Regions from separate parts of the Homo sapiens genome. Here region 2 is linked to region 1. The links are chromatin loops, found by intact Hi-C in ENCODE. Cell type or tissue: pancreas. All regions are shown on one strand. Each heading gives the region's core, and the rest is flanking DNA. Links, peaks and the distances in the headings are about the cores only.

Region 1 (5,378 bases), core at 215-5,214:
TATTTGTAGAAATTCTGTTGGAAAGAGGTGGTCAGGGAAACGGGAACAGGTTGGTAACCACTGCAGGCACTGGAGAAGAGAACAGCAGCTTGGGCCTGAGGGCGGGAGAGTGAAAGGAGTTCTCAGTCTGGCTTGGGGTTTACCTGCCCACAAAAAGAAGACACAAGCACGCCAACTATCTTGTCTCCTGAAATAAAGTCATTATGTACCTGGCATATAGTAAGTGATTATAAATGTTCCTTTCCCTTCTTCTCAGAGATCCTTAGTCTATAATATAGAAAACATTTTTTTTTTTTTTTTTTTTGAGACGGAGTCTCACTCTGTCGCCCAGGCTGCAGTGCAGTGGCGCAATCTCGGCTCACTGCAAGTTCCGCCTCCTGGGTTCACGCCATTCTCCTGCCTCAGCCTCCCCAGTAGCTGGGACTACAGGCGCCCGCCATCACGCCAGGCTAATTTTTTTGTATTTTTAGTAGAGACAGGGTTTCACCATGTTAGCCAGGATGGTCTCGATCTCCTGACTTTGTGATTCGCCCACCTCGGCCTCCCAAAGTGCTGGGATTACAGGCGCCCAGCCAGAAAGAACATCTTAAAACAGACTTGCATCCTTGTCTCTGAAAAACCATATGTAATTCCCTATAAACAAGGCCCCACACTCACTTCCTTTAGGAAGCCTCCATTCAGTGCTCCCCACCTCTCAGCCACACTACACTGCCTTTATCATCACAGCCTTCCCTTCCCCCCAGCACTTACATATAAGGCAATATGTGGCTGTCCTCTTGTTTTTGATAAGGATATCATCAGACCACATGCGTCTGGTCAGCAGGGCTATGTCTCTTACCCCAGTCTGGAGGACTACCCTGAGACTGGGTGTTCTCCTTTCCCAGGGCACTACCTTGAGACTGGCTGGGTATTCCCTTTTTCTAGATTGGCTGGGTGCTCTCCTTCTCTCAATAGTTTCTAGTAGAGATGTTCACTTTAAGGAATTCTCTATGGGCCAAGCATTCAGTCCTCCATCATATGGGTAGAACTGTTAACAAACTAATATGTGACTATTAACCATAAGATCTCTTCCCTGGAAAAGATGATCATTCTGACTATGAAAAATATTCATCAATGGCTCTATGAACACAATCAGCCAGGACTGGGCAGCATTTCATGCAAGGCCTTTGGGGCCTTCTGACATCTAGTACTTGTGCTGCCTTGTCTGGATGGAGGAGGGGAAAAGAACAAGAGCTCACTGAGTTAAGATCCAGGAGATACACGTTCTCATCTACTACCCCATGTGTCAGGCAAGAACTCTGTGGCTGCTGCTTCCCTCGTGTGGGCCAATAGCAAGTAGGAGCAGCATGATGAAATAAATAACTCAAAAAATAATCTAGATAGTTATCACCAATATGGGCCACACCCTGTGATGGGAGTTCGGGGTGGCTCAGATCCAGTGCCTTCGCCCAGGGGCTCTGATACAATGCAGGGGACAAGCAAAGAGCTACTAAGGCTGAAAGGAATAAGTGATGGATACTGATCAGGGCTCAGAGAGTGTCCACAGTGATGGAGGCATTTGAGTTGGACCTTGAAGGGTTTTTAAGAGGCAGAAAAGATGAAGGAAACATGAGCAAAGGCAGAACAAGAAAGTGTGTAAATGTTTAGAAGAATGGAAAGTAGCATAAAGAGGTTGGAGTGTAAGATGTGTGGAAGAATAGTGTAGGATGTGGGGCAGGAGAGAGAGGATCCAGATCATGGGGGGCCTTGAGTGCCACGCTGTAGAGTTGGAACTTTATTCTGTAGCTAGGGAAAAGCCATGGAATGGTATCTTAAAAGAAGATAAAATGGTCAGATCTGTGCCTGGAAAGGATACTCTGGCTGTCATGTGGACTGGAGGGAGCTGGAATTGAGGCAGTGAGCCCAGCTACCAGAGTCTTGAAATAGTTTAGTGTAAGATGCTGAGTCATGAATTGGGGCAGAGAGGATAACAAAGTAGGGAAGTGGGGGTAGAGACAGTCGTAAGACCTGAGGAGGAAATGGCTAAGTGAGGGTTGAAGGAGGAAGGGGCCTCAGGCAATTTCATAGGTAGACAACAAACAAACAGTGTAAGTGTCTTGATGAGCCTACTCTGAAGGAAATAAGTTCCTTTCCCTGGGTGGGCTTTGGTTTCCTCATCTACCAAAAGACATTATCATGGAGTTGTTGTATGGTAGGTATAGAGTTTCAATTTTACAAGATGAGGAGATTCTGGGGATCTGCTGCACAACAAGGTGAATCTAGTTAACACTACTGAGTGTACACTCAAGAATGACTAAGATGGTATATTTTTATGTTTTGTGTGTGTGTGTGTGTGTGTGTGTGTGTGTGTTTTAAGCACAATTTTAAAAAATAGGCCAGCTGTGGTGCCTCACTCCTTTAATCCCGGTACTTTGGGAGGCTGAGGCCAGTGGGTCACCTGAGGTCAGGAGTTCGAGACCAGCCTGGCCAACGTGGAGAAACCCCGTCTCTACTAAAAATACAAAAATTAGCCGGGTACACGCCTGTATTCCCAGCTGCTCAGGAGGCTGAGGCAGGAGAACCGCTTGAACTCAGGAGGTGGAAGTTGCAGTGAGCCGAGATCACACCACTGCACTCCAGCCTGGGCAGGAAAGCAAGACCTCTGTCTCAAAAAACAAACAAACAAACAAACAAAAAACCCCACAAAGAAAGATGATCATCCTTTCCCTCCTCCTTCAAGGCTTGCTATGAGCATATACTTGTATTATGTAGAAGAGGATTAAAAACTTTTTTTTTATTTTCAAGAAGCAAATATGTACACATAGGTTTAAAAAAAAAAAAAAAGAATGGACGCAGCACATACAGTGAAGGTGAAAGCTCCTAGTCGTCCCAAGCTCCATCCCAGGGCAGGGCAGTTACCATTCAGTTTTCTTAGGTATCATTGGAAAGGGGTTTTAACTGACAGGGAGAGGGAGGGAAATCTCAATCTGGAAGACTCACCAGACTGCTGGCAAATCCACTGGCTCTCAGTCAGTTTCAGGAGTCCCTTTGTGGACACACTAAGGCTCCTCCACCCCCGAGCCTCTTCAGGATGTCTCTGGACACATCTGGGATCTCAGTATTGACTTCGGAGCTGGGAAAGCCCAGAGCTAGAAAGCAGGAGAGAAGGCAGAAAAGGAAGGAACCAGACACAAAGCACAAACTTCAGAACCAGGGTGGATTGCCCAAGGCCAGGCCCCAAGGATTATGCAACAGTCCTGCTGTGGGCTCTGACCCCCTCCCATGGCCCCTCCCCTTCCTGCAGCAGCTGGGTCAGGCCAGCCTAGGGTTGCAGTTAAAGGAACTGTGCAGTGACCAAAGGGCCTCTGATTGCTGTCCCCTACCTCCAGACTTACAGTGTCTTCACTGGGTGACTTCATGAGAAACCTGTTTAAAATGTGGACTCCCACTCAGGGACCAGCTGATGGTGCAGCCTAAAACATTCCCTTTCCTAAGGGTTACCTTAGCAAGGTCCTTTTCGAATCCCAAGGGAATTGACATGAGTGGGAGAATGCCAACTGGCAGCTGGGTTGATATTTTACATAGGAACAAATGATGTGTTACCACCCAATCTATTCAGATAGACAGGATATGAACACGGTCACAGAATGAACACTATCTGTAGCATAGCTTTGTTGTGAAAATTAAAGAACATCATGTAGTGCTTGGCACTAGACACTGCACATACGGTGGTTGTTTTTGTAGAGCAAGGCTGGAAGGGCCTTCAGAGCCCATCTAGGCTATATGCCCTCACTTTACGGTGAAGGAAATGGAAACCAGGGGAGTTGTCCCAGCTCAGCTGCTCCTTGTGTGACTTTGGACATAAGACTTCCCTTTTCTGGGCCTCAGCTTCTGTCCGCATCTGTAAAATGAAGGGGTCTCAGTTGGTTCTAACGTCCTGTGATGATACGAATCATGAAACCATGCTGTGAGACCATGGGAAGTTGGAGAGGCTGATGGGAGAGGCATTTTGGGGGCTTTCTAGAGCTTCTCAAATCCCAAGATAGAGAAGGCTGTGGACCTCTTCCTCACAGGTTAAGATGCTTCTGAGCCCTGGGACTGACTGACATCTAATATCCCAGTCGAGCCAAACTGAGAGATTTACTCATTTTTCCTCTTCACAGCTCACCTGCCAGGATGATCTAGCCTGAGGAGGGGATAGACTCTGCAGAAGGTGGGGGAAGGGGACAGTGTGGAGGGTAGGGTGGGCTTTGAGGCAGGGTTCCATGAGGGGAATAAAGATTCATGAGACCTTTCATGCCTCAGGGTCTCTCTGAATAGACTAGGATGTTTGTGCTTCTGACAGGAGGAGGAAAGGGGCCATAGTTCCACATCTCTAGGTGCTGGGTTTGTATGGGAGGGAAGGCTGGGGTGCCAGGGCCTCCTGTCTGCGTTAGGAGAGGCAGAAAGCTGATGAAGGCACAAGTTGGTTCTCTATGGGGCTCTGGGGCTGCCTCTGGGGCTCAAGCTGGGGACTGGCAGTCAGCAACAGGGGAGTTTTGCCACTGTTTCTGAGCTCCTTGGCTTCCCTGTCCAGGAGAGTCCCTGATTACTGAGATCCTTGGATGGGGGAGATGGAGCTCCTGCCCTGGAGAGGTCTTGCCTTGAAATAGAAGATAGGCCAGTGAGGAAGGAAGGTGAGCAGATGGCCAAGCTGAGAGGGACTTTAAGGATCATCTAGAATCTAGATTCCAGGCCAACCCCTCCATTTCGTAGATGAGGAAACTGAGGCTCAGAAGGGAGAAGTGACTAGTCCAAAATGACATGGCCCATAAATGGCAGCACTCAGACAAGAACCCAGGTGTTTGGGCTACTGTTCAGGTGCTCTTTCCACTACAAATGGCAGTGTTTCCTCACACCTAAGCTTCACATCACACCAGACACAGCCTGTTAGTGTCATGGGGCATCATCTCCTCTAACTTCGTCACTATGGCCTTTTCATGCACCACAGATTCTCGCCAATCTTAGTCAATGATCCAGTGAGATGGAGGTTGGTAAGCTTGGGAGGAGGAGTTAGACTTCGTTTATGCTCTCATCTTCCATGCACCCCACTGCTCCAGACCTACTCCTGATTCCCCAGATGAGCCAGGTTCACTCTCTGTTCCTGCTATTTCCCATACATTCACAGGTTCTCACAAACTGCACTTGCCTTACACTTGTCCAACCCCTAACTTGGAAGTTGGGGAATAAAGCTGTGATCTGAGGGATGAACTGGGGATCTTAGTGGGGTTTTCATTCAGGTTGCTCTGGGGAAAAGTGAAACTCTACCCTTGGGTCTTTCTTTCCCGTCACTCCGTTTCAGCTACTCTTTCAGAATGAGCGTCTTCAGTGTCTGGAAATGAAGTACAGAGAGGTAGGTA
Region 2 (5,378 bases), core at 178-5,177, 93 kb after region 1:
TTACCAAGCTTGTTAGTGATAGAGTGGGAATTCAAACTTGCATTTTTCTGACTGCCAAACCTATGCTATTTTTTAGTTTAATTTTTAAATATACTTTCTGATATGGTTTGGCTGTGTCCCCCTCCAAATCTCACCTTGACTTGTAATAGTCTCCACATATCAAAGGTGGGGCCAGGTGGAGATAATTTAATCATGGGGGCGGTTTCTCCCATACTGTTCTTGTGGTAGTAAGTGTCCCAAGATCTGGTGGTTTCATAAATGGGAGTTCCCCTGCACAAGCCCTCTTGCCTGCCGCCATGTTAGACGGGTCTTTGCTCCTCCTTTGCCATCCGCTGTGATTATGAGGCCTCCCCAGCCATGTGAAACTGAGTCCGTTAAACCTCTTTTTCTTTATAAATTACCCAGTCTCCAGTATGTCTTTATTAGCAACATGAGAACAGACCAATACACTTTTTTTATTAGAAGAGTATTTTATATTCTTTATAATAAGTTGAACAATAAAAAGTTAACATATAAAATACATGTTAATTTCTCCCTTCTTCCCTGTAATACCTTCACCACTCCCGTATCACCATTCCCCAGCCCACGCCCCAGTTAACCAGTATTAACACCATATTGTGTAACTTGTCACACTTTTTTTCACTAATACAAAAATATAAGCATACAAAGGCCTTATTTTTCCTTAATTTAATTTAATTTATTTTATTTCTTTTAGAGACCAGGTCTTGCTATGTTCCCAGGCTGGCTTCAAACTCCCAGGCTCAAGGGATCCTTCTACCTTAGCCTTCCCAACAGCAGAAACTACAGGCATGCAACACCACACCTGGCTGTTTTCTCTTTCGTAAAACAAAAACAAGGGCGTGCAATATACATTACTGTGCAACCTGCTTTTTCACGTAAAGAGTATTTCATTGTCATTCCTCCTGGTTGGTACTGTAACTGGAACCACGTTCGGCTGCTTGCTGCTCAAAAGCCAAACAGGAGAGACGAGGGTTGGTGGGAGGAAAAGCAGGTTTAACTGGAGAGCCAACAAACTGAGATACGAAAGTGCTAGTTTATAAATTTTTATAATTTACCATAGGGTTTTTAAAGAGAAGTTTGGTGTGGGAGACATAGAGGAGTGCAGCAGAGTGCAGCTCTGGGCCTTTGTTCTGATGGCTATCTTGGGTCATTGTCTCTCTGGAGGTCTGCTTGGCATTATCCTGACTTTGGCCTGATGGTGGTGACCTAATTGTTCTGACTCCCCCTAAGTGGGAGGATTCCTTACGGAGGATTCCACAGGGGCTTCCTGCATGGTTTCTTTCCAGATTAGCCTCTGGAATTTTTTTTTTTTGAGACAGAGTCTCACTGTGTCACCCAGGCTGGAGTGCAACGGCATGGTCTCTGCTCACTGCAACCTCCGCCTCCTGAATTCAAGCAATTCTCCTGCCTCAGAAGCCTACAGGCGCCCGCCACCACACTCGGCTAATTTTTGTATTTTTAGTAGAGACAGGGTTTCGCTATGTTGGCCAGGCTGGTCTTGAACGCCTGCCCTTGTGATCCGCCCGCCTCGGCCTCTCAAAGTGCTGGGATTACAGGCGTGAGCCACCGCGCCCAGCCAGCTTCTGGAATTTCTTAAGCAACAGCATAATTAGATAAGCATACATTGCCAGAGAGAAGTGTCTACACAGGAAATGAATGACTAGGTAAGAGGGGAGGGAAGGAAGAAAAAGAAAATGTGTGATTTTTAAAACTGAGGTCCTTGGTTACAGTACATATAGATTTAACTGGTTTCATAAATAGCTAGATCATATTCCATAATAGAATATAAATATATACAAATATATTCAATCATTTATCTGCTCTTGGACCTTCAGGTTATTTCCTTTTTTTTTTTTTTGCCACTGTAAGCAGTGTTCCCATAAACATAAACTTTCTTTTTTTTTTTTTTTTTTTTTTTGCGGCAGGGTCTCTGTCACCCAAGCTGTAGTGCAGTGGAGCGATCTAGGTATCTAGGTTCACTACAGCCTCCGCCTCCTGGACTCAAGAGATCCTCCTACCTCAACCTCCTGTGTAGCTGGTACTACCGGTACACACCACCACACTTGGCTAATTTTTTAAAATTTTTATTTTTTGTAGAGATGAGATCTCACTGTGCTGCCCAGGCTGGTCTCGAACTCCTGGACTCAGAGTGATCCCCTGGACTCGGCCTCCCAAAGTGCTGGGATTATAGGCATGAGCCACCTTGCCTGGCCTCATAAACATTTTTGTACATATATTTTTAGGTAATGATACTTTTGTTCCAACAAAATAGTCTAAAAGAGCGATGCATGGGCCAAAAAGTATATACATTTAAAAATTTTCTTCCAGAATACTTTCCAAACAGATTATGGTGCAGTGTAATACCTTCACCAGCAATGTGTAATGATGTCCATTTCCTTACTTTGTAATGATGGAGCTCAGGACATGCTACCCAAAAACATCAGAAGCAGGAAAATCACTCACACCTTCCTCCTGCCCTATTTTCCTGAAGCAAGTCCTGAAACCTCGGAGGGCTATTCTGACCTTCCCCTGCAGCAGGTCATAAGACCCTCATTCGAGAAGTGCCCTCCCTGCACCCAGAGGAAAGGAGCCTCCTTATCTCTGAAGACAAAGGGTCATGGAGGAGAATCTGAACAAGCAGACCTTGCTAAGTTCCCCTCAATTTATTACCATTAGATCATACTTTTTTATATAACCAAACTTCTCCACAGCTATCCACTTCTTCATCAAAACTAGCATTAAAAACACATAGGTTTACTAACTTCTTTGATGGGTACATGGGTTTACCCATTTCTTCAGATTTTTCTGAATGCTCCTATGTCACATAAAATTTATATTCAATGAATGTATATGCTTTTCTCTTATTAATCTGTCTACTGTTTTAGAGACCTCGGCCATGAACCTAAGATGGGAAGGAAAAACACTTCTTTTCCCTTACATTGACAAGAGCTGGATGTTCTCAATATTTCAATTTGTGTCAGACATATTATTGAAAAACTGTATCCTATTTTTTAAAAATTTTCATTTCTCTGATAACTAGTGAATTTGAGTTGCTTTTCATATGTTCATTGTCCATCTGCATTTCCTCTTCTGTGCATTGCCCGTTCAAACCATTTACCTTTTTCTCTGTGGGTTGTTTGTGTTGTGTAGATTCCACATTGCAACTTAAGTGGTCGATGAAAGAATGAGAACTACAACTCAGTCTTCCAACTCCCAGTCCAGGAATTTCTCTACTCTGGCCTCTTCCTGAACTATAATGTGTTTTTGTTGTTGTGCTATATGTTTTATTGTATCTATGCCTACTATGCTATAATGTAAATATAACTAGTTTGTTGAACAAGCTAGAGTCATACTGTTGCAGGCAGGAAACCTTAATTTTTTCCCACCAGTTTCTCTAAAATTCAATTTGCCAAATAGGTCTTCCCTTGCCACTTGATGAAATCTTGGGAAGATCTCATAGGGGTGTTTTTGTTGTTGGTGTTTTTCTTTTGGTCCTCAGAGAATGAAAGTTCTCTAGTCTCTTGTAAGATGTTTCCTTCCCATTTTAGGTTTATGATTGAGGCCTCTAAAACAGAAGACAGATTAACAAGAAAAAAGCATAACACATTTAGGTTGGGCACAGTGGTTCATGCCTGTAATCCCAACACTCTGGGAGGCCGAGGTGGGCAGATCTCTTGAGGTCAGGAGTTCGAGACCAGCCTGGCCAACATGGTGAAACCCTGTCTCTACTAAAAATACAAAAATTAGCTGGGCGTGATAGCATGCACCTGTAATCCCAGCTACTTGGGAGGCTGAGGCAGGAGAATTGCTTGAGCCTGGCAGAGGCAGAGGTTGTAGTGAGCCGAGAACACGCCAGTGCACTCCAGCCTGGGTGACAGAGCAAGACTCTGTCAGGAAAGGAAAGGAGAGGAGAGGAGAGGGGAGGGGAGGGGGCATACAGACATTTATTGAATATAAATTTTATGTGACACAGGAGCCTTCATAAGGAACTGAAGACCCAAAGAAATTGGTAAACCGTGTATTTTTTTATGCTGGTTTTGACAAAGAAGTGGATAGCTGTGGAGAAGTGTTATTATATTAAAAAGTATGATCTAATGGTAATCAACTGAGGGAAACTTAGTTTGCCAGGTGAAGTGGCTCATGCCTATAATCCTAGCACTTGGGAGGACAAGGTGGAAAGATTGCTTTAGCCCAAGAATTTAAGACCAGCCTGGGTAACACAGGGAGACCTGGTCCCTAAAAAAATTTTAAAAATTAGCCATGTGTGGTGGCTCATGACTGTGTTCCAGCTGCTCAGGAAGCTGAAGTGGGAGGATTGCTTGAGCCCAGAAAGAAAGAAAAAAAAAAAAAAAAAAAAAGCAGGCTGGCCATGGTGGCTCACGCCTGTAATCGCAGCACTTTGGTAGGCTGAGGCAGGTGAATCCCCTGAGGTCAGGAGTTCGAGACCAGCCTGGCCAACATTATGAAACCCTGTCTCTACTAAAATAGTACAAAAAAAAATAGTTGGGTGTGATGGCGGGTGCCTGTAATCCCAGCTACTTGGGAGACTGAGGCAGGAGAATCACTTGAACCCGGGAGGCAGAGGTTGCATTGAGCTGAGATTGCACTATTGCACTCCAGCCTGGGCAACAGGAGCGAAACTCCACCTCAGATTAAAAAAAAAATAGCAGAGTATAATCTGTGTGATCACCTAGCCCTGATCTAGCCCTGTGTGATATCAGATCTCCAAGCACATGGAAGTTGATTTGTCCCCTCCCGAAACTGAAAGGAAGCCTGCAGCGGTAGAGCAGGTGTACAAGGCTTATTTCTTGCTCCTTCACCTCCTCCCTATTCCATAGCAGCTGTTTCTGACACCCTCCAGACAGGGTGGATTCAGGTTTTGTGGGGGCTGAAGCTTCCACAATTTGGGCAGCCTCCTTTATATTGGGCAGAATTCTAAGATTATTCCCCGCTCCCTCAATGACCTTTGCACTTGTATAATCTCCCCTTTGAGTGTAGGTGGAACCTGTGAATCTGGTGACATCACTGTTGTCATTCTGTTAAGTGGCAAGAGAGATTATCTTGGGTGGGCCTGACCTAATCAGGGAAGCCCTTTAAAAGAAGATAATTTTCAGCTGGGTGCGGTGGCTCATGCCTGTAATCCCAGCAGTTTGGGAGGCTGAGGTGGGCAGATCATGAGGTCAGGAGATGGAGACCATCCTGGCAAACACGTGAAACCCCGTCTCTACTAAAAATACAAAAAAAAAAAAAAAATTTAGCCGGGCGTGGTGGCAGGTGCCTGTAGTCCCAGCTACTCGGGAGGCTGAGGCAGCAGAATGGCATGAACCTGGGAGGCGGAGCTTGCAGTGAGCCGAGAT

The links. A loop is a pair of places that touch in the nucleus more often than their neighbours do. Peaks named below come from ENCODE experiments on the same cell type or tissue, not always from the same donor. Only the 100,000 strongest peaks of a DNase experiment are listed, where the experiment ranks them.
Region 2: a loop joins it to region 1, with 2.4 times the contacts of the local background. A loop is called at or near these places in 15 of 110 quality-filtered maps.

What each region holds. Positions count from the first base shown.
Region 1 is chr11:74,458,976-74,464,353 of GRCh38, forward strand. It overlaps KCNE3 (potassium voltage-gated channel subfamily E regulatory subunit 3), which reads right to left. Exons shown (of 3, transcript NM_005472.5): 2 at 2,980-3,128. Among named protein-coding and RNA genes, the nearest start is that of KCNE3, 5.9 kb to the right of the region's middle. In pancreas, for the core only: no CTCF peak of the experiment used is centred there; a DNase peak (open chromatin) is centred at 3,246; H3K4me3 peaks cover 487 bases; H3K27ac peaks cover 2,326 bases.
Region 2 is chr11:74,552,068-74,557,445 of GRCh38, forward strand. No RefSeq gene overlaps it. Among named protein-coding and RNA genes, the nearest start is that of POLD3, 38 kb to the right of the region's middle. In pancreas, for the core only: no CTCF peak of the experiment used is centred there; no DNase peak of the experiment used is centred there.